2 separate regions of the Homo sapiens genome follow, and region 2 is linked to region 1. Evidence: read pairs that join two places in POLR2A ChIA-PET (ENCODE). Cell type or tissue: MCF 10A. All regions are shown on one strand. Links, peaks and the distances in the headings refer to the core of each region. The heading gives the core; the rest is flanking DNA. Region 1 overlaps ARHGEF4 (Rho guanine nucleotide exchange factor 4). Region 2 has its middle 29 kb from the start of ARHGEF4.

What was found. Peaks named below come from ENCODE experiments on the same cell type or tissue, not always from the same donor. Only the 100,000 strongest peaks of a DNase experiment are listed, where the experiment ranks them.
Region 2: POLR2A ChIA-PET joins it to region 1 with 15 read pairs; 2 of 35 experiments call an interaction of 5 or more read pairs at or near these places.

What each region holds. Positions count from the first base shown.
Region 1 is chr2:131,010,358-131,026,897 of GRCh38, reverse strand. The region is part of intron 4 of ARHGEF4 (Rho guanine nucleotide exchange factor 4); the gene reads right to left. Among named protein-coding and RNA genes, the nearest start is that of SMIM39, 16 kb to the left of the region's middle. In MCF 10A, for the core only: no CTCF peak of the experiment used is centred there; a DNase peak (open chromatin) is centred at 9,517.
Region 2 is chr2:130,800,018-130,816,557 of GRCh38, reverse strand. No RefSeq gene overlaps it. Among named protein-coding and RNA genes, the nearest start is that of ARHGEF4, 29 kb to the left of the region's middle. RefSeq lists an enhancer at 1,723-2,222. In MCF 10A, for the core only: no CTCF peak of the experiment used is centred there; DNase peaks (open chromatin) are centred at 7,457 and 8,667.

The DNA.
Region 1 (16,540 bases), core at 5,106-13,105:
GGGGAAAATCACCACCCCTGGTGTGAATTCACACTGCTGAGTGTAGACGCCTAGGTGTGTGTGGCCCTGCTGGGTCCTAGGCACACCAAATAGTTTCCCAGAACCTGAAAGCGGCGCAAGAATGTTCCATCCCTCCACATCCCAGCCAGCTCTTGTGATTGGCATTACGAGACATTTAAATTCTTGAGTCTAATGGGTATGAAATGGTATCTTACTGTGATTTTAATTGACATTTTAGATTACTAATGAGTTGACCTTTTATCTATGGGCCATTTATATTTTCCTTTAATGTGAAGTGTTTATGAGTTTTACCCATTTGTCTATTGAATTGCTTATCTTTAACATATCATTGACATAAAAATATGTATGTATTCATGTATGTATGTATACACACACATTCCTTTCCTCACTTCTAGATACCTCCGTCACTCAGATGTGCCACAACTATCTCCTCCCAGTTTGTGGCTTGTTACTATTTTTAAGGTGCCTTTTGAAGAACGGAAGTCCTTAATTTTAATATAGACAAATCTGTCAATCTAGTCCTATTTGGTGTATGTTTTCTGTGTCTAGGAAATTCTTTCCAACCTCAGTCATAATGATATTCTTCTCTGTTATCCTTTAATGTTTTATAACTTTTCTTTTGATATGTATGCTGTTAATCCACCTGGAAATGATTTTTGTGGTATAGAGTGAGGTTGGAAACCAATTTCTTTCTTCTGTAAGGATAATAAATGGTCTTGGCACCATTCATGGAATGGGCAGTCCTTTCCCATGGACCTACAATGTCTGCTCTGTCCTTGAGTTGAGATTCTAGATAGCTGGGTCTGCATCTGGACTCTCTTCTTGCAGGAGGCACAATAATGGTCTCCAAAAGATGAAAAGATGGCATCTCCAGAGCCTGTGAATATGTTATGTTACGTGAGGAATTAAAGAGGAATTAAGGTTGCAGATGAAACCAGGGCTGCTAATCAGCTGACCTCAAAATAGGAAGATTATCTTGGATTATCCACATGGGCCCAACATAGGTGAAAATATGAACTTTGAAGACTCTTTTCAGACATTTTCTCGTCTGTGAGAGTCCCATCCATGACTCTTATCTTACTCTCAGGGAGCTTGAACAGGCAACTCTCACAGAAGGAAACGCATCCCTGTACACTATGTTGGTCTGACTCCCCCCAACCAGATAGACTCTGAGCTCCTTGAAGGCAGGAGCCATGACTTATTTGTTAATGTCGTAATGTCGACGTTTAGGAAATGTTAAGTAAATAAATGAGTAAACAGATGGATGGAAGAAACACATAAATGGTGATGAAACAGATGAAGAAACCAATGGAAGGATGAACACTTGAACAGATGGAAGCTGGGAGGATGACTGGGGTGGCAAATGGCAAGTTCCTTAAAAGTGGAGCCCAAAGGCCTGGCAGAGCCAACATCAGGAACAGTTAAAGCTCCACATGTGTCCCCAGAACTGACCTGGGAAACCCTCAGGGATATGGTTTGGATTTGTGACCCTGCCCAAATCTCATGTTGAATTAAAGGTGTGGCCTGGTGGAAGGTGATTGGATCATGGGGGCGGATTTCCCCCTTGCTGTTCTCGTGATAGTGAATGAGTTCTCATGAGATCTGATCGTTTAAAAGTATGCAGCACTTCCCCCTTTGCTCACTCTCTCTCCTGCTGCCATGTGGTGAAGGTACTTGCTTCCCCTTCACCTTCCGCTGTGATCTAAGTTTCCTGAGGCCTCCCTGTCATGCGTCCTGTGAAGCCTGTGGAACTGTGAGCCAATTAAACCTCTTTCCTTCATAAATTACCCAGTCTCAGGTATTTTTTTATAGGACTGTGAGAATGGACTAATACACTCTGTCTCCGACCTGGAGGCAGTGGCCAGAACCCAGCTTGCAAGCAGGAGCCAAGGGCCTTCTGCTAACCTTGTACACAGCTACAAGTCCCTAGGAACACTCATGATTTTTATTTCATTTATGTTTAAAAACTTCTATTATGGAAAGTTTCAAAAGTACACAAAAGGAGAGAAAATAGTATAAGGAACGTTGTATATTCATTGTCCAGCTTCAACAGTTCTCAACATGTGGCCACTTTTGTTTCATCATCTAATTCCCCTCCCGACTGGATGGTTTTTAGGGCAAATCTAAGATACAATATAATTTCATCTGTAAACACCAGAGCATATGTTTCTGAAACGTAAGGATCCCATCTCTCTTTCTTTAAAAAACATAACCACGATACACATCTAAAACAAACTGCAATCCACCAAAAGTTGTCAAATTGCCATACCTTCTCCCCTAGGGTCTTAAAATATGTTTTTATTGGCAGGTGCGGTGGCTCACGCCTGCAATCCCAGCACTTTGGGAGGCTGAGGCAGGCAGATCATAAGGTCAGGAGATCAAGACCAGCCTGGCCAGCATGGTGAAATCCTGTCTCTACTAAAAATACAGAAAATTAGGCGGGCATGGTGGCACACACCTGTAGTCCTAGCTACTCAGGAGGCTGAGGCAGGAGAACTGCTTGAACCCAGCAGGCGGAGGTTGCAGTGAGCTGAGATCGCTCCACTGCACTCCAACCTGGGCGATGGAGCAAGATTCTGTCTCAAAACACCCCCCGCCCAAAAAACAAAACAAAACAAAACAAAAGATGTTTTATTGTGAAATGACTGTAGAGTCACAGGGCATACCACTATAGTACAGACGGCACTGTGCACCCTCCATCCAGTTTCCGTCAATGGTCTAGCTTTCATAAGTCCAGTATGATCTCATAGCCAAGAACCTGACTTTAGTACAATGTGTGTGTATAGGCGTATGGCACTGTATCACCAGTGCAGATCTGCACAGCCACCAGAGCAACCTGTATGTAGGCTTTTGAGGTTGGCTTTTTCACTCAGCCAAATGTCCTGCACTCTATCCCAGCTGCTATGTGTATTAATACTCCATTCCTTTTTACTGTTGAGTCATATTCCATGTCATTCCATGGAATTCCATGGCATTCCATGCCACTGTTGGTTTAACCATTCACCTGTTTAAGGATATGTGGATTGTTTCCAACTATTCCTATTATGAATACAGCTGCTATGATAATTCACCAGCAGGGGTTTGTGTGAACATAAGTTTTCATTTCTCTGAGATAAATGCCCAGGAGTGTAATTACTGGGTCAGATGGTAGTTGACTACTTAGCTTTTAAGAAACTGCCAAACTATTTTCCAGAGTGGTTGTGCTATTTTACGTTCCTATTACTCTCAATGTCTCAGAGATCACTTTCTCTGAATCTTCAGCAGCATTTGGTATTGTCACTATTTTATATTTTAGGTATTCTGATAGGTGTATAGTGATATCTCATCATGGTGTCAATTTTCATTTCCTGAAAGGCTGACGATGTTGAACATCTTTTCATGTGCTTACTTGCCATATATCCTCTTTGGTGATATATCTCTTTATGTCTTTTGCCTATTTTTTTTAAGATGAGGTCTTGCTTTGTTGCCTAGGCTGGAGTGCAGGGGCATGATCATGGCTCACTGCAGCCTCAAACTCCTGAGCTCAAGGGATCCTCTCACCTCAACCTCCTGAGTAGCTGGTATTACAGGCTCACACCACCACACTTGCCTAATTTTCTGGAAAAACTTTCGTAGAGATGGTGTCTCGCTATGTTGCCCAGGCTAGTCATGAGCTCCTGGCCTCAAGTGATCCTCCTGCCTCAGCCTCCCAAAGTGCTGAGATTACAAGTGTAAACCATCATGCCTTGCCCTCTTTTGCCTATTTAATAATTGGTGTTTTAATGTTGAACTTTGAAAGTTCTTTTTTTTTTTTTTTTTTTTTGAGACAGGGTTTCACCATGTTGCCCAGGCTGGTCTTGAACTCCTGGGCTCAAGTGATCCTCCCACCTCAGTTCCCAAGTAGCTGGGATCACAGGCTTGTGCTACCACAGCTGGCTCAGAGAGTTCTTTATATATTTGAGTTATTTGTCAGATAAGAGGTTTGCGAGTATTTTCTCTCAGTCTGTAGCTTATCTTTTCATTGCCTTAAAAAGGGTTTTCATAGTGCCAAAGTTTAAAATTGTTATAATGTTCAATTTCTCAAATTTTCCTTTTATGAGTCATGCTTTTGGTGTCATGTCTAAGAACTCTTTGCCAAACCCTAGTTCTCAAGGATTTTCTCTTAATGTTTTCTTCTAAAAGTTTTACATGGAAATCTACAATTCATTTTGTGTGTGGGGTTTTTGTTTTTTTTTTTTTTGTATAATGTGTGAAGCTTAAGTCAAGGTTCATTTTCATCACCTATGGATGGTCTAATGGTATTATTTCTGGCATCATTTGTGAAAAGAATATCATTTCTCCACCGAATTGCTTTTGTACCTTTGTAAAAAATCAAAAGTTTTGATGAGCAAAGTAAGACATGACTACCTATTTTACAGAAATAAAAATGATTATGAGAATACCATGAACTGTTGTACAATAGCAAATTAAATAAACTAGATGAAATGGAAAATTTCTAGAAACACATAATCTACCAAAACTGACTCAAGAAGAAATAGGAAATCAGAATAGATCTATAATTGGTAGGGAAATTGAAGAGTAATAAAAAAAACTTCCAATAAAGAAAAGCCCAGGGCCAGATGGCTTCTACCATCTGGTAGTGAATTCTACCAAATATTTAAAGTATAATCAACACCAATTCTTCTCAAATTCTTCCAAAAATATTGAAGAGGAAGGAATACTTCCCAACTCATTCTATAACATCACTATTGCTTTGATAATAAACCCAGACAAAGAAACTACAAGAAGACTACAGACTAATATCCCTTATGAATATAGATGCAAAAATCCTCAACAAAATACTAGGAAATGGAATTCAGCAGCATATTGAAAGGATTATATATCAGGACCAAATGGAATTTATTTCTGGAATACAAGGAGGGGTCAACATAGGAGAGCAAATCAATATAATACACTAAATTAACAGAATGAAGGAAAAATACATGATTATCTCAATCTATGCAGAAAAAGCATTGACCAAGTTTTTACGATAAAACATTCAATAAACTAGAAATAGAAGGAAAAGTCCTCAATGTGATAAAGGCCACATATGAAAATCTCACAGCCAACATCATACTCAGCGATGGAAGACGGAAAGCTGTATCACTAAGATGAGGAACGAGACAAGGATGCCTGCTTTCTCCACTTCTATTCAACATAGTACTGTAAGTCCTGGTGAGACCAGTCAAGAAAAAGAAATAAAGAAGCTCTTTAGTTTAATTAGATCCCATTTGTCAATTTTGGCTTTTGTTGCCATTGCTTTTGGTGTTTTAGTCATGAAGTCCTTGCCCATGCCTATGTCCTGAATGGTAATGCCTAGGTTTTCTTCTAGGGTTTTTATGGTTTTAAGTCTAACATTTAAGTCTTTAATCCATCTTGAATTAATTTTTGTATAAGGTGTAAGGAAGGGATCCAGTTTCAGCTTTCTACATATGGCTAGCCAGTTTTCCCAGCACCATTTATTAAATGGGGAATCCTTTCCCCATTTCTTGTTTTTGTCAGGTTTGTCAAAGATCAGATAGTTGTAGATATGGGGCATTATTTCTGAGGGCTCTGTTCTGTTCCATTGGTCTATATCTCTGTTTTGGTACCAATACCATGCTGTTTTGGTTACTGTAGCCTTGTAGTATAGTTTGAAGTCAGGTAGCATGATGCCTCCTGCTTTGTTCTTTTGGCTTAGGATTCTGCACAGCAAAAGAAACTACCATCAGAGTGAACAGGCAACCTACAGAATGGGAGAACATTTTTGCAACCTACTTATCTGACAAAGGGCTAATATCCAGAATCTACAATGAACTCAAACAAATTTACAAGAAAAAAAACAACCCCATCAAAAAGTGGGCAGAGGATATGAACAGACACTTCTCAAACGAAGACATTTATGCAGCCAAAAGACACATGAAAAAATGCTCATCATCACTGGCCATCAGAGAAATGCAAATCAAAACAATGAGATACCATCTCACACCAGTTAGAATGGCGATCATTAAAAAGTCAGGAAACAACAGGTGCTGGAGAGGATGTGGAGAAATAGGAACACTTTTACACTGTTGGTGGGACTGTAAACTAGTTTAACCATTGTGGAAGTCAGTGTGGCGATTCCTCAGGGATCTAGAACTAGAAATACCATTTGACCCAGCCATCCCATTACTGGGTATATACTCAAAGGATTATAAAACATGCTGCTATAAAGACACATGCACAGGTAAGTTTATTGCAGCACTATTCACAATAGCAAAGACTTGGAACCAACCCAAATGTCCAACAACGACAGACTGGATTAAGAAAATGTGGCACATATACACCATGAAATACTATGCATCCATAAAAAAGGATGAGTTCATGTCCTTTGTAAAGGGACATGGATGAAGCTGGAAACCATCATTCTCAGCAAACTATCGCAAGGACAAAAAACCGAACACCGCATATTCTCACTCATAGGTGGGAATTGAACAATGAGAACACATGGACACAGGAAGGGGAACATCACACACTGGGGCCTGTTGTGGGGTGGGGGGAGGGGGGAGGGATAGCATTAGGAGATATACCTAATGTTAAATGAAGAGTTAATGGGTGCAGCACACCAACATGGCACATGTATACATATGTAACAAACCTGCACATTGTGCACATGTACCCTAAAACTTAAAGTATAATAAATAAAATAAAATAAAGAAAAAGAATAAAGGACATCCACATTGAAAAGGAAAAATAAAATTATCTGTTTGCAGATGACATCTTCTTACATGTAGCATACCTTAAAGAATCCACAATAAAATTATTAAAGCTACTAAAATTCAGCAAGGCTACAGAATATAAATTAACACACAAAAATCAGTTTTATTTCTGTATATTTGCAATGAGTAATCTGAAAAGGAAACTTTTGAAAATTTCATTACAATAGCATTAAAAAGAATAAAATACTGGCCAGGCATGGTGGCTCACGCCTGTAATCCCAGCACTTTGGGAGGCCGAGGCGGGCGGATCACGAGGTCAGGAAATCGAGACCATCCTGGCTAACACAGTGAAACCCCGTCTTTACTAAAAATACAAAAAAATTAGCCGGCCGTGGTGGCAGGCGCCTGTAGTCCCAGCTATTCAGGAGGCTGAGGCAGGAGAATGGCATGAACCCGGGAGGCGGAGCTTGCAGTGAGCCGAGATCGCGCCACTGCACTCCAGCCTGGGCGACAGAGCGAGACTCCATCTCAAAAAAACAAAAACAAAAACAAAAACCAAAGAATAAAATACTTAGGAATAAACTTAACCAAGGAGGCCAAAGATGTGTAGAATAAAAGCTACAAAACATTGCTGGAAAAAAAAAAAAGCAAAGAAAGACGTCCCATGTTCATAAATTGAAAGTCTTAATATATTTAAGATGACAATACCACCTAAAGCAATCTGTGTATTCAATGCATTCCTATAAAAATCCAATGACTTTTTTTTTTTGAGACAGAGTTTCACTCTTGTTGCCCAGGCTGCAGTGCAATGGCACGATCTCAGCTCACGGCAACCTCCGCCTCCCGGGTTCAAGCGATTCTCATGCCTCAGCCTCCCAGGTAGCTGGGATTACAGGCATGTGACACCACACCGAGATAATCTTGTATTTTTAGTATAGACAGGGTTTCTCCATGTTGGTCAGGCTGGTCTCGAACTCCCAACCTCAGGTGATCCACCCACCTCAGCCTCCCAAAATGCTGAGATTACAGGCATGAGCCACTGCGCCCAGCCCCAGTGGCATTTTTTTACACACATAGAAAAATTCATCATTAAAATTCACATGGAATCTCAAGGGGTCCTGACTAGCCAAAATTATTTTGAAAAAAACAAAGTTGGAGGACCCGCATTTCCTGATTTCAAAACTTACTACAAAGTCACAATAATCAAATAATGTGGAAATGGCATAAGGATAGATATATAGACCAATAGAACTGAATAGAGGATCCAGAAATAAACCCTCCCATATGTGGTCAATTGATTTTCGACAAAGGTGCTAACACTGTGAGGGAAAAGACAGTCTTTACAGCGAACAGTGTTGGGAAGCTGGATATCCAAATGCAAAATAATGAAGTTAAACCCTTACCTAACACACATAAAAATTAACTCAAAATGGACAAAGTCCTAAATATAAAAGTTAAAACTATAATACTCTTAGAAGAAAACAGGGGAAAGCTTTACAGCAGTGAATCTGTAAATAATTTCTTGGATATAAGACCAAAAGCACAGGCAACAGGAAAAAAATAGGTAAATTGAACTGTATCAAAATTTAAATCTTTTGTGCATTAAAGGACAGTATCAAGAGAGAAAAGGCAACCCATAGAATGGAAGAAAATATCTGCAAATCATATATCTGATAAGGGAATAACATCCAGAATACATTTTTGAAAAACTCCCACAACTCAAAAAACAAAACAAACAAAAAACTCAAAAACTAGCCCAACTCAAAAATAGGCAAAGGATTTGAATAGACATTTCTTCAAAGAAGACATACGAATGGTCAATAGCATATAAATAAGGACATACGACATCACTAATCATTAGGGAAATGCAAATAAAAATCACAGCGGTATGCCAGTTCATCCTTAGTATGGTCATTACAAAAACAACAAGAATAACAAAATATGAAAATAACAATGGCATGTGGATTATACCACAATTGTTTAAACAACTGGTTGGCTGTACTTGTTTGGCACTATTTCTGGATTTTCTATTCTGTCCCATTGATCAATGTGTTCATCCACCTCTCATACCAAATAGTCTTGTTTTCTGTGGGTATAAAATAATTCTTGAAATTTGGTAGAGTGGTTCATCTTACTTAATTCCTCTTTTCAGAAATGTTTTAGCTATTCTTTTTTGTTTCCTCCCCTGGCCTCCTGTTTTAGCTATTCCTGTTCCTTTGCCTTTCCATATAAATTTTAGAATAATCTTGTCTATAGCTAGAAAAAAATCCTGCTGAGATTTTGATAGGAATTACATTAAACCTATGTATCAACTCGGAGACAACTGAAATCTTTACTCTGTTGAGCCCTCCCATCCATGAACACAGAATCTCTCTCCATATTTAGATCCTCTTTGATTTCTTTCAGTTCTCTGCTATTTTAAACAAGTCCCAGACATCACATAATTTGATCCGTGAATAGCATAGTATATGTCTTAAAAGGCAAGGCATCTCTTTCCCTTGCTCTCCCTCTCTGTCTTGCTGCTACACTTTCTTTTCTGGGGTATTTTAAAAGCAATGGTCTCTCGAGGGGAATAAAACAGATTTCTTGTAGGAGTCACTACTTTTCTTGGCTTTTCAGTAGTCCCAGCTGGGGTCTCAGCAGTTCACAAAATGATTGTTCATCTAGCAAATTTGCAGCCTGGGAGAAAAGAAAAGCGAGTTTCAACATGAGTCTCCCAGTACTTTTACTCATCATTTTACATTCCAGCTCCCAGCACAGGGTGTGGGATTGAGGAGGTGTTTCCTGAGGGTTTCACAACTGCATGAACGGAAGGTTGAGCAGGCATTCGTGGGAGAGGGAGTGAAGGTGAAGGTGGGGGAAGGACTCCGGGACTGAAGCCAGGAGATCCAGGCTCTGTGCAAACAGCCAGTGGGAGAGCCAGTCACTTGTCTGCTTAGACTGGGCTCAAACTCTCTTACAAAGCTACTGTGGGTCTCACACAGCTAATTCATAGGAAAGCGTTAAAGGATGGGACCATGTGCCCCACGGTGTATGCAGGTGAATAAATGAACAAAAACAACATGGCCCAGCAACACAAAGGCCAGTCTTGATTTTGGATTTTAAATTTTTTATAGGAAGACAAGTCAGCAGTCTCTGATTCATTCTGAAATTCCAACAGTGTTTAGACAGCACAGCAGCTAAGAGCTCTAGATTCTAGATAAATGCTCAGTGAGGGTGCCTTTGCCTCTGGTGAACAGCAGCCAAACAATTTTCTGCTTCCCCTTACAAGGGAAGGCAGGTAGCTCTGCCCACCCAGGGAGAGAGGTGGAGGAATGTCCTCCTTATGCATCTCTTTCCCATGCTGACCTACTGCCCTGCAAGTCAGTGGTTCTCAAAGTGTGGTCCCCAGACCAGCAGCAGCACTTAGGGAACTTGGTAGAGATGCAAATCCTTGAGACCCGTCCCCAGACCCACTGAATCAGAAACTCTGGGGTGGGGCCCCCAGGTTGTGTCTGCATAGCCCTCTGGATGACTCTGGTGCATGCTCAAATTTGAGATCCACTGCTGTCCATCAAAAGCCATTAACAAAGTGAGTACTGACTTACTGAGCTCTGCTCCAGCAAATGCAGGCAATGCAGTCTTTGACATGGCCTTGGGGCCCTTTGAGAAACTTCTCTAAAGAGTCTGGCATACAGTCTTGGAGTAGAAACAGGAATCTGGGCATGGGGGGCACTGGGCAGGGTGCAGGCGGCCTGGCTGTTCATCCAGCACCAAACAGCCAGGTGCTTCCAGTTCACGTCTGCGCATTGGTTCACTGCTTTCTGAATTCACTCAAATGTATTTATCCAGAGCCCATTGGGTATGCGCCACAGACACACGCAGGGTTCTGAGGATGCAATGTGAAGGTGATGGGGGTCTGGCAGGAAATAAGGGAGTTAAACAAATAATGTTGCGTGATGATGCTGGGAAACCACAGGCACAGGAGGCCCAACCAGGCCTGGGAGATCCTGGTGGGGCACGTTGGGAGGTGTCAGGGTAGCAAGGGGGGTGAAGAGTGTTCCAGGCAACAGGGACAGCATCTAGTCCCAGAAGCAAGAGGGTGGGGTTGCTGCTGGTCATGGAAGAACTGCAGAGTGGCTGGAGTAGAGTGAGAAGCAAGAAGGAGGGTGAGAGGTGAGGCTCCCGGGGAGCCCTGGCATGCATGTGGTCCCTGCCCGGGCAAAACGGCAGGTGCAGGCTCCCCAGTGGCTCTGCGCTGCGGGACTGGGATACGTGTCCGGGTGTGGCCCTACAGGGGCCTCTCACTTCATCCTTGCGACATGAACAAGGAAGGCGAAATGATGTGTCCATTCTACAGATGAGGAAGCTGGGGCCCAGAGAGGTGAAGTTTCTTCACACGCTCACAAGGGGCCAAAGCTTGCCGGCCAGCCAGGTCACTGGGCTCTCTGCACTGGACTGAGTTTGTTTCTATTTTTAGTAGAGATGGGGTTTTGCCATGTTCGCTAGGCTGGTCTTGAACTCCTGACCTCAGGTGATCCGCCCTTGGCTTCCCAAAGTGCTGGGATTCCAAGCGTGAGCCACTTGCACCCAGACTAGCTTTTGTTTTTTAAAAAGATTATTTTTGATAGACTTTTAAAGAACAGTTTTAGATGTACAGAACAACCGGTCAACCAGCACAGAGTTCCCAGGCACCCACACCAGGGCTCCCCGACCATAAGGTCTCACACTAGCATGGCACATTTGTCATGCGAACGGAGTAACACTGACTCTGATAGTCACTGATGTCCAGATTTTGTTCAGATTTCCTCAGGTTCTCCCAAATGGCCTTTTTCTGTTTCAGGATCCAATACTACATTTAGTCATCTCAGCTCCAGATTTTTAATTTTTAGGTTGTACAAACGGCTCACTGAAAACCTCAGATTTGGAGAGCTTTGTTCCTTTGGCAACAGAAACCCTGAGCCATCTACAGTCCCAAGTGGGAATGCGCTCTGCTGCAGAGACCTGCGTCTGGGCCCTCCTGGGAGAAACTGAACTTCTCTCAGGCTCCTTCGTCTCCCAGTTCTCTTCCTGGTGGGGGGAAAATAACTTTTTCTGAGAACATACAACCCTCCTTCTGCTGTGTGTGTGACTCCAGCCTACCTGTGAGGCAGGTATCATTAGGTGCGCCGCACAGATCTAGGCCCCGCAGCTCACACACAGGTGAGACATGCTGAGGTCCCTCAGGCAACCCGCAGCCAGGGCAGGGGAAAACTGCTCCCCGTCTCTCAGTGCCCATCGCTCTCCACACCTCTCCTGCCCTGGGTCTCTAGCCGTTCTGCCTACACAAGGAGGACCCCCTTGCTGCCCCTACTCTCCCTCCAAGGACCCCTGGCTATTTGGTGCTGTCGTGCCATCTCACTGAAGGTAAGAGGAGCCTTTAGCCAAGAAAAGCAGTGACTCCTACAAGAAATCTGTTTCAATCCCCACCTCAGGGAGACCACTGCTTTTAAAATGCCAGAGAAGAAAGTGTGGCACAGAGAGAAAGAGACCTTATGTTTTAAGACATATACTATGCTATTTACAGATCAAATTACATGATGTCTGGGACTTGCTTTAAAATAATGGAGCACTGAAAGAAATCAAAGAGGATCTAAATATGGAGAGACATTCTGTGTTCATGGATTGGAGGGCTCAACTGGATAAAGATTTCAGTTGCTTCCAAATGGATGCATAGGTTTAATGCAATTCCTATCAAAATTCCAGCAGGACTTTTTCTAACCTGGGAAATCAGTCAAAGGTCAGGTCTTCATGTACAAACAAGACTTTGTGGTCACAATTACTTTAAAAAGTAATTACATAAAACATGGCTGTGTCATGATTTAGCAGTAAGTGAAGCATGGTTTCTGACACATGGTAGTGTTATGTTAGGCAAATGTGAAATGCCAGGGATGTGAACAGCTGTTCCTCTAAGTTTAGGTTGCTGCAAAATTCAGGTAATCATTTTCATTTTTCACTGAACAGAACCAGCCTGTAACTCAACATTTTAGATCACAGACTTTTGGAGTACAAACCCAAGGAATGCAATATCGTTACCAAATTACAAGTTTTGGCAAATCAATACAACACTGTATATAATATAATGAAGTTATGTCACATATTCCTTTAATGAAAATTTTCATTATTTTCACCCTAATGCTCTGCAATAAAATAAATCATGTCATGATTAACAATTTTCATTACAAAAATTATTTAAATACCAAATAAAACACCATCATTGTTCATGGTAGATTATAGCTGAGCTAGTTATTTAAAACAAATTAGGCCGGGTGTGGTGGCTCACGCCTGTAATCTCAGCACTTTGGGAGGCAGAGGCGGGTGGGTCACTTGATCTCAGGAGTTTGAGACCAGTCTGGCCAACATGGTGAAATCCCGTATCTACTAAAAATACAAAAATTAGCCGGGTGTGGCGGCATGCGCCTGTAATCCCAGCTGCTTGGAAGGCTGAGGTGGGAGAATTGCTTTAATCTAGGAGGTGGAGGTTGCAGTGAGCCAAGATCGCACCACTGCACTCCAGTCTGGGCAACAGAGCAAGACTCCGTCTCAAAATCAATCAATCAATCAATCAATCAAACAAACAAATTAGACTTCTAAAATGGTACAATTTCCCCCTTCTGCTGTGCAAGCCACTTAAGGGAAATGGATCAGGACAATCATGCATGAGAAACTCTAACGTTTGAGCTTACAGGGGTTGGGCATGTGGATATTAGTTTTAGGTTGAAGTAACCATCCAAGCATCATCAGGCCTTCAGCACACCATTCGGCCTTTTATGCTGGCTGGTCTCGATATCCAGTGCACACTCTAGCTGACCACTTTGTTGGTAGACCTGTACTTCTCTTCAGTTTGGATTAAAATTCATGCAGACTTTCTTCAGCATATTATTTTAAAGAAATGCCTAATAGATAATTACACCTTTTAAGTACAAATACAAATAAATCTATTGCCAGGCTGGTGAGAGCTGGGCACCTTAGGTTGAATCTGCTCCTGACAACCAGGCCTCTATCCACACTGCGGCGTGCCCTGTGCTTCCTCCTCTGAAGCTGGCAGTTCTTTGGTCTCGGCACGTAATATCTGAAGATGTCACAGTTGTCATTAGTCCTAGGTAACTGCCGAGGTGAATCTTTTCACAGTGATTAGGGTTTCTTGAACCAGAATAGTTTTTCCTGGATCTTGAAGGTGTGGTTTTTACATAAATCTCTCATTTTGTACGTGTAAAGAAAATATTGGTAGACTTCCTTTCCACTGTGCTCTCCACAGTCAACTGCTGAATGTCCTGGCACATAGCCAGGCGCGGTGGCTCACGCCTCTAATCCCAGCATTTTGGGAGGCCAAGGTGGGCGGATCACCTGAGGTCAGGAGTTCAAGACCAGCCTGGCGAACATGGCAGAACCCCATTTCTACTAAAAATACAAAAACTGGCTGGGGTTGCTGGCATGTGCCTGTAATCCCGGCTGCTCAGGAGGCTGAGGCATGAGAATCACTGGGACCCAGGAGGCGGAGGTTGCAGTGAGCCAAGTTTACACCACTGCACTTCAGCCTGGGCAGAAGAGCAAGGCTCTGTATCACACCCCTCCCCCACCCCCCAACACACACACACACAAAAGTCCTGGCAAAAATGCCTTGGTTCTTGCTCTAGAAATATGGGATTTCACAGTGAAAGGCATCCCCACTCTGAGGCCTGTGGCTTTGCAACTTCAGTATCTTTTGTCTGACACAGCCAGGCTTGCGTTCACTTTTGGGTATTTGCACATTTCTGCACTGTAGTCATTGTAAAGGCTTCTTATGGGTGGTCAAAGGAAGCTCTAGGCAAAGAAGTGACACCTGCCCCGTGCCACTCTAAGTGCCTCCTAGGCCCCTCTGCTGAGATGCCTGATATGCATCTCAAGGTTCTCCTTGGAGGGGAAAACTGCTCCCTGTCTCTCAATGCCCAACCCTCTCCACACCTCTCCTGCCCTGGGTCTCTAGCTGTTCTGCCTACACGAGGAGGACCCCCTTGCTGCCCCTACCCTCCCTCCAAGGAGAACTCCTGACCACCCACCCAAAACTGCTCAGCCACAGGCGTCCTGATCTCAGTAGCAGACAACTGCATTCTTTCAGTAGCTCAGAACAAAAATCTTGGCAAGGATAATTTTGGTTATCCTGACGCCTGTCTTTCTTTCAGTTCACATCCATATTTATCATCAAGTCCATCAGCTAGCCCTACCTTTACTTTATTATCCAGAATCCAACCATTTTTCATCTGTCCACCACGTACCTCCAGTGCAGGTCCCATCTCTGCCCCTCCGCCGCCCCCACACTTCACGGAGTGACACAAGAACCTCCAGCTGGTCTTCCCTCTGCACAATACCCTGAGCGGTCCTTGGTAAACTACAATAAATCACATCATTCCTCTGCCTGAGAGCTGCTTCAGAGTGACAGTCAAAACTCCTTACCACAGCATCCAAAGCTTGCTGCCCATCTGGCCTCATTTCCTCTCTCTACCCCACCCCCATCAGCTCCGATGGGCTCTTGACCAATCTCAGTTAACCAGTTTTGAGAGAAGCTACCAGGAACGACCAATGGGGGGATTAATAGCATGAAATGCTGTCCAAAGTGGCTGATATGGAAGCACATGCTTGAGGTCCTGATATTCACGGGAGCTTAAGTCCTAAATATTGCTGGAAACATGCAGACTTCCCAGAAATTGCATTTTTTTTCTCTTCTGCTACCATCCTTTTTCCTACCAACCCTGACACTGTCTATTCAAATGAATGCATACTTTAAGACAGATAAAACAAATTTGCTAAAGGCTACTTTTATCCCTTTGTCAAATATTTCCCATAAAATTCCTAGGCATGGGCTTGAACACTGGTGAAACTTCGGATAATCTAAGGGTGGGTGAAGGGGCTAAGGTTGGGATAAATGAGGCTGAAAAGGTCAGGTGTGCTAAAATGCCTGGACTATTTTGTTTTACTATCAAGAAAATGTAATCTAAACCTTTTGGATTCAGGTTCAACAAACATTTTTGTTTACTCCTCTGTTGTGGAACTGTGTTATTTGACTTCACTTCACATAAGAGAAATTCTGCAGTGTGGAAAGGCTTTACCAGCTCAGAGAGAAAATGGCAGCAGAATTCAGACACAACCCTAAGTCCTGTGGCTTCAAACCTGTGTAGTTTCCAACACACACACCTCTGCTCTAATAATTGCCTACCTCTTTTTTTCTAAAGACATTAACTTGAAAATACCATCCATTCTGGATCTGCTTTAAACACATAAACACGAGTTTGATTTCTAAAGTGGAAATGCCTCTGCAACGCTAAGATGTAGAACTCTGTCAGGATGTGGCTTTAGCTTCCCTCCATTATGTCCCAAGTGCACAACAAAGTAACCCCAGCCACAACAGAGACACTTGCTCTGCCTCACCCACAGCATCAAAGCTTGCTGCCCACCTAACTTCGTTTCTTCTCTCTACCCCACCCCCTCAGCTCTGGTGGGCTCCTGACCAATCTAAGTTAACCAGTTTTGAGGGAAGCTACCAGGAACCACCAATGTGGACATTAGTAGCATGCAATGCTGTCCAAAGTGGCTGATACAGAAGCACATGCTTGCTCTTCGACAGAGGCCATTAGCGTCATCCAAAACCTAATTTCACGTCAGAGAATGTAAAAAAATATCCCTCTCAATCACTCAATGAATAAAATATTTATTTTCTCTTAAGGGTTTCTAATAATAGTGGAATGGCTACTATCAGACAAACTCTGTGCAGATAATTATACCTACTGGGAAAAAAGCACAACAAAACGGCTATCTGATGGCACTGGAGA
Region 2 (16,540 bases), core at 3,397-11,396, 210 kb after region 1:
TCATAGTATTCTCTCGTTCTCCCATGAGTTTTTGATTACACATTTCTTTTATCTTTTTTTTTTTTTTTTTTTTTGGTGTGATCACAGCTCACTGCAGCCTCGACTTCCTGGACTCAAGTGATCCTCCCACCTCAGCCTCCTGAGTAGTTGAGACTACATGTGTGGGCCACCATATCTGGCTAATTTTTTTTTTTTTTCAGAGATGGGGTTTCGCCATGTTGCCGAGGCTGGTGAGGAACTCCTCCTGGGCTCAAGAGATCCAGCTGCCTCGACCTCCCAAAGTGCTGGGACTACAGACATGCACCACCACACCTGGCCTTTTATCCTCTTTTTAGCAAATGCATTTAGGGTTTGTATTTACCTGTAAGAACAGGTTTACCTGAATTTCGCATAGTTTGATAGGTCATCCTTGCATTGTTCTCAGTTCTTAAAATTTCAAAATTTCCATTTTGAAATGTTTCCTCCTTATCTTTGGATTTTTAGCATCTTTAAAAATCTCTACACAGGTTTTTTGACTGATGTTTTATTGTTGAGTTCATACTTATCCTACTGCCATTGGAGGATCTGGCCTGTATGACTCCAATTCTTAGGAATATGTTAAGCTTTCTTTTGTCTCTTTCCCTGAGCCCACTGCCCCTGGCCAGCTCTCTGCCAGGGCAGCTGGACACTATGGGGTGCTTGGATCCCCCCACACCAGCCTAGAAGCTCCTCTGGACAGAGGTGGATCCAAGCGCTTGCCTCCCCAGCATCTGAGCCCACGTCGGCCTGGACAAGACTTCAGGCCTGCCTTCTCAGTCTGCCAGTGAAAAGAGCCATCCTTGGGACACACAGCTCTAAGTGTCTGGACCCCAAATCTTTCTCCTCCTCTGCAAAGGGACCTTCTTTGAGATTCTGGGGACTGAACTTGACCAGAACATTTGGGGTCACTCACAAGCATGCTTGGCTGCTGAGCTCTGTTCCCCCAAGGTTTACTGCCCCCATCCCCATGGCCTCAGACCCCAGCCCTCACCACCTCCCACACAGCAGGCTCAGCCCATCTCCACACACCAGGCCCTGGGCATAGGCTCCCCAGCCCGCTGGACACCACCCAACTCAGGTGCGGAGCTTCCTCCTGCCTCCCCGGCCCCAGGGAGTGCCGCTTCCTGACTCCAGAGTGCTGTTCGTTCCTGTGCTGTTCATACCATGACGATCATCCGTAAGAGCAACTCTGCAACAGGTGCTCCCGTGTCCCCCCTCCTCTACTGCTCAAAACACACCCAGGGACAGAGGAAGACTCCAGGCTGCAACATCGAGACCTAAGGGCCAGTCCAGAAGTCACCAGGCCGTTGACTCCAAGGCCCGCTTCACATCTGGTCTCACTCCCTTCTCTGTGAAGCACGGACCGGGAGGGACACCTCCTAGGACCTGCTGCAGGTGACAGAACAGCACAGGGACAACACCTGGGCACTCAGCTGTCAGCAGAGACTGGAGGTGCTTGGACCTAGGTTTCCTGACCGCGAGCTGCAGGCCTTTCCAGAACATCTCCCACATGCTCTCTTGCCCCAAGCACTGTGACATATACCCTGTGTCCTCAAATCAGACATTCACTCAGCAGGCACAGGGACTGGCATGCTGCAGGCAGGGCTGTTCTCTCCCAGAATCACGTTCTAGGCTTACAAACAAAAACCGGGACTTCCGATTCCAGCAATATGGCAGGTCTACTTAATTGGAAACATTTTCCACCACAGAGCACATAGAAATGCTGGATTAGGCTGGGCGCGGTGGCTCACGCCTGTAATCCCAGCACTTTGGGAGGCCAAGGCCGGCGGATCACCTGAGGTCAGGAGTTTGAGACCAGCCTGACCAACTGTCTCTACTAAAAATACAAAATTAGCCAGGCATGGTGGCGCATGCCTGTAATCCCAGTTACTCTGGAGGCTGAGGCAGGAGAATGGCTTGAACCCGGAAGGCCGAGGTTGCTATAAGCCGAGGTCACACCATTGCACTCCAGCCTGGGCAACAAGAGCGAAACTCTGTCAAAAAAAAAAAAAAAAAAAAGGAAAGAAATGCTGGATTAAATTCACAAACATGCTTTCAAATGCACTCCTGGAAGCGCAAGGCCATAAGGAACACCGTCCAAGAGGCCAGAAACAAAGAGCAACAAAAAACAAGTGAGCCAAACATAGGAGTGAGCACTGGGGCTGCCCTGGGCCCCGCAGGCCAGGTGGGACCAGCCCCTCTGTCCAGGGGCCAGGCCCAGCAAAGCAGGATGTGCTCAGGAGTGCACAGTGCAGGGAGCTCAGCCTCGGCAATCACCTCTGTGCCAAACACAGAGAAATGCTTCACAAAATATTAAAAGGACAAAATCAGAAAATCATGGCCAGCCTCAAAAGTTAGGAAAATGTCTCTGAGATCAGCAAAGAAGCAGGACTGGAATCTAGTGAGCTGGGCTAACATCTCAGCCTTACTGGAGGCCCAGGCAGAAGGTGGCACTTTGATTCCTGCAGGGTTTGGGGTATGAAAGGTGAGACTGCAGCCAGGCTCACTGTGGGAGAAAGAGTGGAGGGAAGGGTGATCCACTGAAGGATACACAAACTGATCTGCAAACTTGTTTGCTGAGTGACATTTGGCTGACCACACCCACAGTGGGCCTGCCGGATCAGCGCTCCTGGGAAAGACACTGGCCTCCAGAAACAGTCATGTGAGCCTCGCTGACCCGTGCATTTCAGGGTGTCACTCACAGCTCTAGCAGATGTCCGACTCTAGCCCTCAAGCTTCAGGATTGAAGATGCCCCAACCTCTTCCCTGGCATGATCCTGAGCTAGAAACATAACATCAAAAACATGCTACAAGTGCAGCGAAACATGGCAGAGCCTGATGTGCAGTCCTCTTGTCCACTAAGGTCATGACGTAGGGTGCCAGGCTCTCCCCTAATGTGATCAGAGTCGGGGGTCTTAGCATGGTGTATGGCCAGATGACTGAGCTCTGGTCCAGCCTTCCAGGGAGATCAGCCTTCAGGGAACCAGTCTTGGAGAAGTTAATGCTTCCCTTTTTTTTTTTTTTTTTGAGCTGGGGTCTCGCTCTATCACCCAGGCTGGAGTGCGGCGGTGCGATCTCCGCTCACTGCAAACTCTGCCTCCCAGGTTCATGCCATTCTCCTGCCTCAGCCTCCTGAGTAGCTGGGACTACAGGCGCCCGCCACAACGCCCGGCTAATTTTTTTTTTTTGTATTTTTAGTAGAGATGGGGTTTTATGGTGTTAGCCAGGATGGTCTCGATCTTCTGACCTCGTGATCCGCCCGCCTCGGCCTCCTGAAGTGCTGGGATTACAGGCGTGAGCCACTGTGCCCGGCCAATGCTTCCCTTTTACCAAGAAATAAGCAGTGGGACACAGTGGCTCATGCCTGCAATCCCAGCATTTTGGGAGGCCAGAGTGGGAGGATCGCTTCAGCCCAGGCATTTGAGACCAGCCTGGGTGACATAGCAACACCCCGTGTCTACTAAAAATAATTTAAAAAAAGACCGGGCCTGTAATCTCACACCACTGCACTCCAGCCTGGGTGACAGAGTGAGACCCTGTCTCCTTAAAAAAAAAAAAAAAAGAAAGAGAGAAAAGAAAAGCCTGGGTACAGCTACAACAAAAAAATAAAACTTCAGGCCAATTACTCTCTGATGAACACTGATGCAAAAATCCTCAATAAAATACTGGCAAACCAAATCCAGCGGCACAGCAAAAAGCTTACCCAGCTGGGTGTGGTGGCTCATGCCTATAATCTGAGGACTTTGGGAGGCTGAGGCAGGTGGATCACCTGAAGTCAGGAGTTCGAGACCAACCTGGCCAACATGGTGAAACCTGTCTCTACTAAAAATACAAAAATTAGCTGGGAGTGGTGGCACATGCCTGTAATCACTGCTACTTGCTACTCGGGAGGCTGAGGCAGGAGAATCACTTGAGCCTGGCAGGCAGAATTTGTTTGCAGTGAGCCGAGATGGCGCCATTGCACTCCAGCCTGGGTGACAGAATAAGACTCCGTTCAAAAAAAAAAGCTTATCAGTGATAGACTGGATTAAGAAAATGTGGCACATATACACCATGGAATACTATGCAGCCATAAAAAAGGATGAGTTCAGGTCCTTTGCAGGGACCTGGATGAAGCTAGAAACCATCATTCTAAGCAAACTATCTCAAGGACAGAAAACCAAACACCGCATGTTCTCACTCATAGGTGGGAAGTGAACAATGAGAACACTGGGACACAGGGCGGGGGACATCACACACCAGGGCCTGTTGGGGCCTGGGGGGCTGGGGGACGGATAGCATTAGGAGAAATACCTAATGTAAATGATGAGTTGATGGGTGCAGCAAACCAACATGGCACATGTATACATATGTAACAAACCTGCACATTGTGCACATGTATCCCAGAAATTAAAGTATAATAACAAAACAAAACAAACAAGCAAAAAAAAGCTTATCCACCATGATCAAATCGGCTTCATCCCCAGGATGTAAGGCTGGTTCAACATATGCAAATCAATAAATGTAATTCAGCACGTAAACAGAACTAAAGACAAAACCCACATGATTATCTCAATAGACACAGAAAAGGCCTTTGATAAAATTCAACATCCCTTCATGTTAAAAATTCTCAATAAACTAGGTATTGAAAGAACATACCTCAAAATAATGAGAGCCATTTATGGCAAACCCACAGCCAATAGCATACTGAATGGGCAAAAGCTGGAAGCATTCCCCTTGAAACCAGCACAAGACAAGGCTGCCCTCTCTCACCAGTCCTATTCAACATGGTATTGGAAGTTCTGGCCAGGGCAATCAAGCAAGAGAAAGAAATAAATGGTATTCAAATAGGAAAGAGAGGAAGTCAAACTGTCTCTGTTTGCAGGTGACATGATCCTATCTCTAGAAAACCCCATCCTCTCAGCCCCAAAGCTTCTTAAGCTTATAAGCAACTTCAGCAAAGTCTCAGGATACAAAATCAATGTGCAAAAGTCACAAGCATTCCTATACACCAGTAAGAGACCAACAGAGAGCCAAATCATGAATGAACTCCCAGGCTGTGCCATGAACTACAAGGCTACAGTAACCAAAACAGCATGGTACCGGTACAAAAACAGACACATACACCAATGGAACAGAATAGAGAACTCAGAAATAAGATCACATATCTACAACCATCTGATCTTTGACATACCTGACAAAAACAAGCAACAGGGAATGGATTCCCTATTTAATAAATGGTGCTGGGAGAACTGGCTAGCTATATGTAGGAGATTGAAACTGGACCCCTTCTTTACACCTTATACAAAAATTAACTCAAGATGGATTAAAGACTTAAATGTAAAAGCCAAAACTATAAAAACCCTAGAAGAAAATCTAGGCAGTACCATTCAGGACATAGGCACAGGCAAAAATTTCACGATGAAAACGTCAAAAGCAATTACAACAAAAGCAAAAATTGACAAATGGGGTCTAATTAAACTAAACAGCTTCTGCACAGCAAAAGAAACTATCATCAGAGTGAACAGACATCCTACAGAATGGGAGAAATTTTTTGCAATCTATCCATCTGGCAAAGGTCTAATATCCAGAATCTACAAGGAACTTAAACAAATTTACAAGAAAAAAAACAACCCCATTAGAAAGTGGGCAAACAACATAAACAGACACTTCTCAAAAGAAGACATTCATTTGGCCAGCATGAAAAAAGGCTCAACATCACTGATCATTAGAGAAATGCAAATCAAAACCACAATGAGATACCATCTCATGCCAGTCAGAATGGCGACTATTAACAGGAGAGAAGTGGGTGGAAGAAAGGGCTACCTTCTCTGCTGTCAAGCCTGGCCGACATAGTGAAACCCCAGGCTGCCCTTCTTACTCCCCTCTCACCCCTTCTCACACATTCTCTGTCTGTCCTCTCACCTGGCAGAGCACTGCCTCGGGGGCTCCCGTGTGGCAACAGCGGGGGACAAAGGTGGGGAGCTCCTGGCGGCGCAGTGATCCAGACCTGGAGAGGCCAGGCCCATTTTCTCTCTCCTTAACTCCTGCCACTCCAAGTGAATGTATGTCCTAGGCACTCATTATAGCTTGGTAACTATGGATGCTGTAATGAGAGCATAGATTAGTTTGGAAAGATTTTTTTCCGTCGTTTTCATCTGTATCTTAAATCCTTCCTTTAGGAGTAATTTGATGTTCAGCAGTGTCTTTCCTGTTCCTTGTTCATCTTTTTATTGGCGGGGGGCGGAGGCGGGGCACTTGGGATGCAGGGAGTTGAATTATTCACACTTCTCAGTTCAGGGGCACAGACTACTACCATCAATGTGACGAGAACCCTCTCTTATTTTTTTCTCCATTTAATTTAAATTATTATGAATTGGCAAGGCACGGTGGCTCACTCCTGTAATCCCAGCATTTTGGGAGGCCGAGGCGGGCAGATCATGAGGTAAAGAGATCGAGACCATCCTGGCTAACATGGTGAAACCCCGTCTCTACTAAAAAAATACAAAAATTGGCCGGATGCAGTGGCTCACGCCTGTAATCCCAGCACTCTGAGAGGCCAAGGCAGGTGGATCACGTGAGGTCAGGAGTTCAAGACTAGCCTGGCCAACATGGTGAAACCCCGTCTCTACTAAAAATAAACACACACACACATACAAATTAGCTGGGCGTGTTGGCGGGTGCTTGTAATCCCATGAACTTAGGAGGCTGAGGCAGGAGAATCACTTGAACCTAGGATGCAGAGGTTGCAGTGAGCCAAGATTGCACCATTGCACTCCAGCCTGGGCAACAAGAGCAAAACTCCGTCTCAAAAAAAAAAAAAAAATTAGCTGGATGTGGTGGTGCATGCCTGTAGTCCCAGCTACTCGGGAGGCTGAGGCAGGAGAATTGCTTGAATCTGGGAGGCGGAGGTTGCAGTGAGCCGAGATAGCGCCATTGCACTCCAGACTGGCCACAGAGCGAGACTCCGTCTCAAACAACAACAACAACAACAAATTATTATGAATTATTTTATTTTAAATTATTTTATGTATTACTTTCCCTTTTATCCTGAATACCCATCCCTATTCCCTCAGCTCAAGGGTAGCTGCTGTCATGTATTTAAAATATATTCTCTTTAGATGCATAGAAAAGGTTTGTAGATTTACAAAAATAAATTTGGTGAGGTACACGGGGACTCAGTACACTAGGGGACTGATTTACTCTAGTTGTATTTTTCAATTTCTGACATTACAAATTTGTGCTCTGAAGACATTGCTTGCTGTCTGTATTTTTTGCTAGCTGGAGAGCACCTCCCTACATAGGAGGGAAGGGAAGGTCAGCTTTATTTTTCGGCAAGTAGTAGGTGAGAGAGTGAGTCATAAAGGTCCTAGGGGAAGAACATTCCAGGAAGAGGGATAGCCAGCGTGAGAAACCTGGTGTCGCAATTGCCTGCCATGTCCAGTTTGGCTACAAGGGAGTAAGCCAGGGGCCTGGGCCTGAGACGCAGACAAGTGCTTGTAAGAGATCACGCAAGGAACTGTAGGCATTGCAAGGCCTTTAGACTTTGCCTCCAGTGAGAAGTATGTGTCAGGACTTGATTTGTTTTAATTGCTGAATAATATTCCATTGTTTGGACATACCGCATTTTGTTTATCCATTCATCACTTGATGGACATTTGGGCTGTTTCCACCTTTTGGCTATTATGACTAATACTGTTATGAGCATTTGTGTACCGGGTTTTGCATGGACATATTTTCATTTTTCTTGGATATACCCAGAGTAGGATTGCTGGCCATATGGTATCTGTGTTTAGCATTTTGAGGAAGTGCCAATGTCTTATCCAGGAGTGATCTGCAGAGGCAGAGTGGTTCTGAACTGAGTTTGTGGTGGGCTACGAACCGCAGAAGGGCTGGCCAGCAGCCAGGAGGCAGCAGGGATCGGGGACAAGTTCAAGACCAGCAGAGGCTGCCAGGATAAACCCATGGGGAAAACAAGACAAAACAAGTCTGTGAGCCAGGACACCAGGAAGAAAACCTGCTCCAGAACCTTTCGGAACACTGCGGGGAAGGCTGGGTTATGCTTCTCTTTCTTTTCCACCTTCAGCTCTCTGTTCCCACTAGAAACAGGCTCGCTGTGGCTATCAGTGCATCCTCAGGGTGCAGAGAAGAGAGGTGGGTGTGTGGATCTTGGGAATGTGCTGGGAGAGCGGGGAACAGGCAGAGAACACCCTGGGGAGGCCCATCCTCCTCCCCAGGGCACTCTCGACCCAGGGGAGGCTTCCCTGGGGAGCACCGAGGAGTTTCTTCCCAGAGGCGCCAGAGCACTCCTCTCCCAAGTGCGACGTGGGGGAAGCGTGTGCCTCCTGCCACCTCCTCCTGGCTCTCTTCTGCTTTACTCCTCTTTCCCAACCCAGAGCCCAGCCCAGTTCTTTTGCAGGTGGGGGCTAGTGCAAACTGGGGCTGTCTGTCAGGCACCATCACATTCAGTTTCCACCAAAGCCTTACTTTTCTTGCAATAGTTTGAGTTGAGTTTTAAATGCAGCTCTCGGTCCATGCGTAAGACAGTGGCCGCATATGCGCTGCACATGTGACGAGTGTGTTACATAAAATATGGGTGTGGCAGTGCATGCTTTCAGCAGGGTCTCACGTGTGTGTCAGTTGGGGGGCGGGGCTTGTCTAGAAATGGGGATAATTCTGGGAGCTATAGGGGAGTGGATTCCCTGTGCCCCAACCAAGAGAGCCCAGTTCCTCCCAGGGCCAGGCTGTGGGTGCTTGCAGGGACCCTCCCTCCTGGCTAGGCCTGCCTGGGTGAGGCCAGCCTTGGTGCAGTCAGCCATAGCCTCTCCTGGCTGCCAGCCAGTGCAGGCTGAGGGTGATTGTGTCTGGGAGTGTCCTCTTGGCTCCTCTGAGATCCTGACTAGACCTGTCCTCAGCAGAGAAGGCAGCCCTTTCTTCCACCCACTTTAGCACTGGAAGAATGCTCCCAGCACTTCCCTAGTCTTCACGATGGAACACAAGATGAGATGGGTTTCCAGGCAGAGAGAGGTATTGTCTCATACACTCTCATCCCCACCAGGGCCTAAACTTCCACTGTTAGAGACTTATACGTGAAGGTTTGAGGGGCTTGAGGTCACACTGGAGTGGGGTGGAAAGCTCTGGAGCAGAGTGGTCTCAGTTGTTCATGGATAGCCACTTCCTTGCTATGTGGCTCTAGGCAAGTCACTTAAACTCTCTCAATTTGTACATGAGGTGATAAGAGTGACCATCTTGCATAATTTATTGTTGTGAGTATTAAATGAAAAAATAGGTAAAGCAGCTAGCAAGATGTCTAGCACAGGTGGGTGCTTGATGGCCAGGTATTCCCTTCTCACTGGAGTGCCAAGCCCCTGGGAAAGGTGACCTCAGCCTCCAGGCAGACTCTGGAGGAGAAATGGGAAAAGTTAAGAAATGGTAATCTGGGCCGGGCACAGTGGCTCACGCCTGTAATCCCAGCACTTTGGGAGGCCGAGGTGGGTGGATCACGAGGTCAGGAGATCGAGACCATCCTGGCTAACATGGTGAAACCCCATCTCTACTAAAAATACAAAAAATTAGCTGGGCGTGGTGGTGGGCGCCTGTAGTCCCAGCTACTCGGGAGGCTGAGGCAGGAGGATGGCGTGAACCCGGGAGGCGGAGCTTGCAGTGAGCCGAGATCGCGCCACTGCACTCCAGCCTGAGAGACAGAGCGAGACTCCATCTCAAAAAAAAAAAAAAAAAAAAAAAGAAATGGCAATCTGTCTTTTTCTTTGTTTGTTCACTCATTTATTCACGCTTCCAATGGAGTAACATTGCCGAGCGCCTGCAAGTGCCAGACCCAGCAGGAGGCATGGAGACCCAGAAGGTCACAGGGTCTCAGTGGGATCAGACTCAGTAGGGGTCCATCTGAAACGCAAGCACAGTAGCAACTCAAAGCATTTGCAAGCAATGTGGACTTCACTGAAGTGTTGGTGAGGAAGCAGAACAGTAGGTTATACCACACAGAAAAAGCAAGATGTGTCCATGTCCCTGCTAATCAACTCCAAGCTCTCTCTGGCACCTGCCTGGCTGTGGCTGCCGGCACCCCTCTGCTTCCTCTGGCTTCCATTTCCTGGGCTCACTGCCCACATCCTACCCCTTATTAAGGGGTTTCATAGAGACTTAATTAACATACCACACAATTCACCTTTTAAAACATTGTGTACGTCGATGGTTTCTAATCTATTCAGGCTTATACAACCATCACCATAATCCAATTTTAGAATATTTTAATCTCCTCCCAAAAACCTTCATGCTCATTAGGAATCACCCCAAACTTCCCCTTTTCCCCAGCCCTAGGAAATCACCAATCCACTTTCTGTCTTCATGGATTTGCCCAATTCTGGACATTTCATATAAGTGGAATAATTCAATATGTGGTCTTTTAAAAATTTTAAATTAAGGTAAAAAAATTCTTAACATAAAGTTTATCATCTGAACTATTTTTAGGTGTGCAGTTCAGTAGTGGTAACTGTATCCACACTGTTGTAGAACATCTCCAGAACATTTTCATCTTGCAAAATTGAAACTCTGTACCCATTGAACAACTCCCCTTTCTCCTCCCCGTGTCCCTTGGTTATCATCATTCTTTTTGTCTCTATGAATTTGGTGACTGTAGGGACTTCATATGAATGAAATCATACTGTATTTGTCATTTCATGATTGGCTTGTTTCAAGTAGCCTACTGTCCTCAAGGTTTACCCATGCTGTAGTGTGTGACATCCTTCTTTTTAAAAACTGAATAATATGACTGGGCACAGTGGCGCTCACGTCTGTAATCCCAGCACTTTGGGAGGCCTAGGTAGGTGATCCACCTACCTAGTTCAGGAGTTCCAGACCAGCCTGGCCAACATGGTGAAACTCCATCTCTACTAAAAATGCAAAAATTAGCTGGGCGTGGTGGCATGTGCCTGTAATCCCAACTACTCGGGAGGCTGAGGCAGGAGAATTGCTTGAACCCGGGAGGCGGAGGTTGCAGTAAGCTGAGATGGCACCACTGCACTCCAGGCCTGGGCGACAGAGCGAGACTCCATCTTAAAAAAACAAAAAACAAAACAACAACAACAACAAAACTGAATAACACACACACACACACACACACACTCTCTCCATCTGTCTCTCTCTCTCTGTCTACTTTATCCATTTATCTGTTGAAAAACACTGAGTTGCCTCCACCCCCTGGGTATTGTGAATAGCATTGCAATGAACGTGGGTGTGTAGATATCGCTTTGAGATCTTGTTTTCAGTTCTTTTGGATGTATACCCAGAAGTGAGTTTGCTGGATCATATGGTAATTCTACTTTTACTTTTTTGAGGAACCCTCCATGCTATTTCCCATAGTGGCTACACAATTTTGATAGTAACTATCCTAATGGGTGTGAAATGGTATCTCATTGTGATTTTGATTTGTATTTCTGTAAGTGATGTTGAGCATCTTTTCATATGCTTATATGTCATTTGCATATATTTTTAGAGAAATGTCTATTCCAGTCCTTTGTCCATTTTTCTTCTTGAGACAGAGTCTTGCTCTGTCGCCCAGACTAGAGTACAGTGGTACAATCTTGGCTCACTGCAACCTCTGCCTCCCGGGTTCAAGCAATTTTCCTGCCTCAGCCTCCCAAGTTGCTGGGACTACAGGCACCTGCCACCACGCCCAGCTAATTTTTGTATTTTTAGTAGAGATGGGGTTTCACCATGTTGGCCAAGCTGGTCTTGAACTCCTGAGCCCAGGTGATCCGACCCCCTCAGCCTCCCAAAGTGCTAGGATTACAGGCGTGAGCCACCGCACCTGGCCTCCTTTGTCCATTTTTGAGCTGGCTTGACCTTTTTTTTTATTGTTGAAATGTAGGAGTTTTAAAAATATATATTCTGGATAATAACCCCTTATCAGATATATGATTTGCAAATATTTTCTCCTATTCTATGAGTTACCTTTTTATCCTATTGATAGTGTACTTTGATACATAAAAGTTGTTTTTTTTTTTTTTTTTTTTTGAGACGGAGTCTTGCTCTCTCTCTGTCACCCAGGCTGGAGTGCAGTGGCGCAATCTCGGCTCACTGCAAGCTCCGCCTCCCGGAGGTTCACGCCATTCTCCTGCCTCAGCCTCCCGAGCAGCTGGGACTACAGGTGCCCGCCACCATGCCCAGCTAATTTTTTGTATTGTTAGTAGAGACGGGGTTTCACTGTGTTAGCCAGGATGGTCTTGATCTCTTGACCTCATGATCCACCCACCTCGGCCTCCCAAAGTGCTGGGATTACAGGCGTGAACCACCGTGCCCAGCCATAAAAGTTTTTAATTTTGATAAAGTTCAATTGATTTATTATCTGTTTCTTTTGTTGCCTGGGCTTTTGGTATCATATCTAAGAAATCATTGCCAAATCCAATGTCATAAAGATTTTTCCCTATATTTTCTTCTAGGAGTTTTATAGTTCTAAGGTAAATACTTTTTTTTTTTTTTTTTGAGAGAGAGTCTCTCTCTGTTGCCCAGGCTGGAATGCAATGGCACGATCTTGGCTCACTGCAATCTCTGCCTCCCGGGTTCAAGTGATTCTTCTGCCTCAGCTTCCTGAGTAGCTGGAACTACAGGCTTGTGCCACCATGCCCAGCTAATTTTTGTATCTTTAGTAGAGATGGGGTATTACCATATTGACCAGGCTGGTCTTGAACTCCTGACCTCAGGTAATCTGCCCACCTTGGCCTCCCAAAGTGCTGTGATTACAGGCGTGAGCCACTGCACCCAGCCTTAAAGTAAATACTTTGCATTTAGGTATTTAATCCATTTTGGGTTATTTTTGTATCTAGTGTAAGGAGAGGGCCTGATTTCATTATTTTGCATGTGAACGTCCATGAGGCCATAGGTGAAGACTGAGAGAGAAAAGGCAGTGCAGCAGGCAGGGGGACCATGTGCACTTCAGCCACTTTTTCATGTAACTTGCTTGTGTCTTCAGAGCCTGCTCAGGCCCAGTCATGTATAGACCACTTCCACTTGATAATGGAGTGTTGCTATGCCTGCTCAACTGTATGGCTTGTTGGATCACATAACACCCAGTTCATAACGGGCATCTCAGCTCACATGGTGACTGGTTTACCCATGATTAAGTGTTTAGTGTCTGCTAAGGCCCGGTAGCAGGCCAAGAGCTGTCTCTCAAAAAGATCCACAGAGGATGGCAGGATTTTGCTTTAAAATTCTAAGAGCTTGCACTTTGGGTCACCTATGGGGGCTCCAAATAGCATCCCTGTCTGCCACTGCCACCTTGAGCACCACTAGATCTGCTGGGTCACATGGCTCAAGTGGCAAAGCAGCCTGCACAGCAGCTTGGACCTGTTGCAGCGCCTTCTCCTGTTCTGGGCCCCACTCAGAACTAGCCGCTTTTCAGGTCACTCAATAAATGGGCTGTAGTAACACACCCAAATGAGGAATATGTTGCCTCCAAAATCCAAGTAGGCCCGCTAGTAATTGTGTCTTTTTCTAGTTTGTAAGAGGGGCCACATGCAATCATGTATTCTTTCTTCACCTTAGAAAGGATATTTCATATCTCCAGATAGTTTTAAAAAAGAGAAAAAGGATATTTTCAACATTTTCTGGACCCCCAGAAATTTCACTGAGGTAGAAGATCCCTGAATTTCAGTTAGAGTTCTCTCTCAGCCTCTGACACACAAATATCTCACCAGTAAGTTAAGAGTAGTTGCTATTTCTCACTTATGGTCCAGTCAGCACTAGGTCATCAGTGTCATGATAGACCAGTGTGCTATCTTGCAGGAGGGAAAAGAAATTGAGATCCCTGCAATCTAATTTATAACATAGGGTTGTAGAGTTGACATACTTCTGAGGTAGGACAGTGGAGGGGTAGTGCTGGCCTTGCCAGCTGAAAGCAAACTGCTTCTGGTGAACCTTACAGAAAGACATGGAGAAAAAGGCATTTGTCAGATCAATAGCTGCTTACTGTGTTAATTTGCTGAAGCAGTGAAACCACAGCTGGTACAACAATTGCAATAGGAGTCACCACTTGGTTAAGCTTACAAGAAGCCACTGTCATTGTCTGAGATCTATCTCTCTTTAGCACAGGCCAGATAGGAGGGTTGAATGGGGATGTGGTGGGAATCACCACTCCTGTATCTTTTAAGTCCTTGATGCTGGTGCTAATCTCCGAATCTCTGCAGTCTCTCTAGAATGCAGCAATGCTTTTGGTTTTCTTAGGCAAAGGCAGCTTCAGTGGCTTTCATTTGGATTTGCCTATCAGAAGAGTCCTCAGGGAACCAACATGGTACTCTGCTAGCTACTAAGTACAGCCACGTATCACATAACATTTCGCTCAATGGTGGATAGCATATATGATGGTGGTCCCATAAGATTATAATACCATACTTTTGCTCTACCTTTTCTTTTTTCTTTCCTTTTTTTTTGAGATGGGGTCTCACTCTGTCGCCCAGGCTGGAGTGCAGTGGCGCAATCTTGGCTCACTGCAAACTCTACCTCCTGGGTTCAAGTGATTCCCCTGCTTCAGTCTTCTGAGTAGCTGGGACTACGGGCACCCACCACCCACCACGCCCAGATAATTTTTGTATTTTTAGTAGAGATAGGATTTCACCATATTGGCCAGACTGGTCTCGAACTCCTGATCTCAGGTGATCCACCTGCCTCGGCCTCTCAAAGTGCTGGGATTACAGGCACGAGCCACCGCGCCCGGCCTGCTGTACCTTTTCTATGTTTAGATACACAAATACCATTGTGCTACAGTTGCCTACAGTATTTAGTACAGTAACCTGCTATATAGGTTTATAGCCTAGGAGCAATAGGCTATCCTATATAGCCTAGTATGGAGGAGGCTATACCATCTAGATTTGTGTAAGTATGCTCTATGATGCTTGTACAAAGACTAAATTACCTAATGATGCACTTCTCAGACTGTATCCCCACCGTTCGGTGAGTGACACATGACAGTATGTTCCAATTATGCATTCTGGAACTTAGGAAATAACCGCATAGACTGAGCCTGGGGACCCAATGGGCCCACTGTGAGATGGACCTGAGCTAAAACTCCCTTGACCACCTGACCTCCGTAAGCCCCTGGAGGGCCACAGGGATGCTTCTGGTCTTCTGGAATGAATGTCAGTTCAGAGCCAGTGTCCCAGAGTGCCTGAGAGGTCTGATTATTTTCTTTTTCCTAGTACACAATGACCCTGGTAAAAGGTCAAAGGTCTCTCTAGGGAAGGCTGAGAGAAAGATTAACAGTAGAGGTTTTTGATAGCATACAGGATCCTTTCTGGAGGGGACTGTGCTTCCCCTGCATGGACCATGATGTTCTATTTTCATGATTCAAGTAAGATTTTTGTTAACTCGACCTGGAAGTTTTCTGCTTATACAGATTAAGAATTTAATAGGTATGAAAGTTGATCATAAATGTGTGATTCTTGTCACACCCAATTAAATCTGAGTTGAGGGCCAAGGAGGGAAAAACACTCAGGATTTATAACATCGCTTCAGAAATGCAATTTTCTGCAAGTCCAGCAGCCAAAACTGTCTATTGTAACCTGAGACCAGTTTTGTCTATAGCTTGTGGAATATCTTGCCGCCAATGTAGGGCTCATTGTGTCCACTGCTATCGTTCACCAATCAGCTTGCTAGTCCCAAAGCTTTACTAATACAAATAAACTTTCTCTCAAGACCACGAGCAACATTCCTCTATTCTATAAAATCCCCAACCTGCTCTTTGTTCTTTGGACATACTGAAAAACACCTGGTCTGTGTGTATGACCCAAATTGCAATTCTTATATCCCAAATAAAATGTTATATTTAGAGATTTGTCTCTACCTTTTAATGTTGACTTCAGTACAAGCTTCCTATCTATTTCACTTCTAGGAACGCCATAATCAACTATCCAACATCACATATTCACACAAGTCAGACTATTCTGATTGTTACTTTGTCTCTTCTGTCCATTATGGTAGTCACACCCACCTTGTCTTAGGTGGTTGAGTTCCCCTCTTGGCTCCTCCCACCCTGAGATCAGTTGCTGTCATTGCATTTAATTTTCCAATTGAGTGACTGTGGTTCCCACTGTAAGGTCTGCCCAGAGAGAAAAGCAATGAAACAGCTCTTGAAGGATGCTGGGGCTCCCCTCACAAACCCATTTCTTACAATATTGGTGAAAGGTGTGTCTGGACTAGTGTGGGTAAGTATGTCTAAAATGGCAAATCTACTCTAATTCCAATCTCTTCAATTCCCTTCCTCTACATTAAAACAAGGGATATCTGGCACCTCCAACTTGCTCATTGTAGGCCGCCTTTTAATCTGTTTCCCCTAACCAACTAAACTATTAGGTCTTTTTTACACGCCCAGGGCTGCAGCATTCAGTGCAGAATCTCTGCTTAGTGGGCCCACATCAATACATTTGGCCTGATCCGACTTTATGGTCTTTCCACCATTATCCTGCATGTTTAATGGATCCTTAAGATCCATTTCCACACATTTACTGGATTTCTGCCTGTATGAATTAGAAAACTC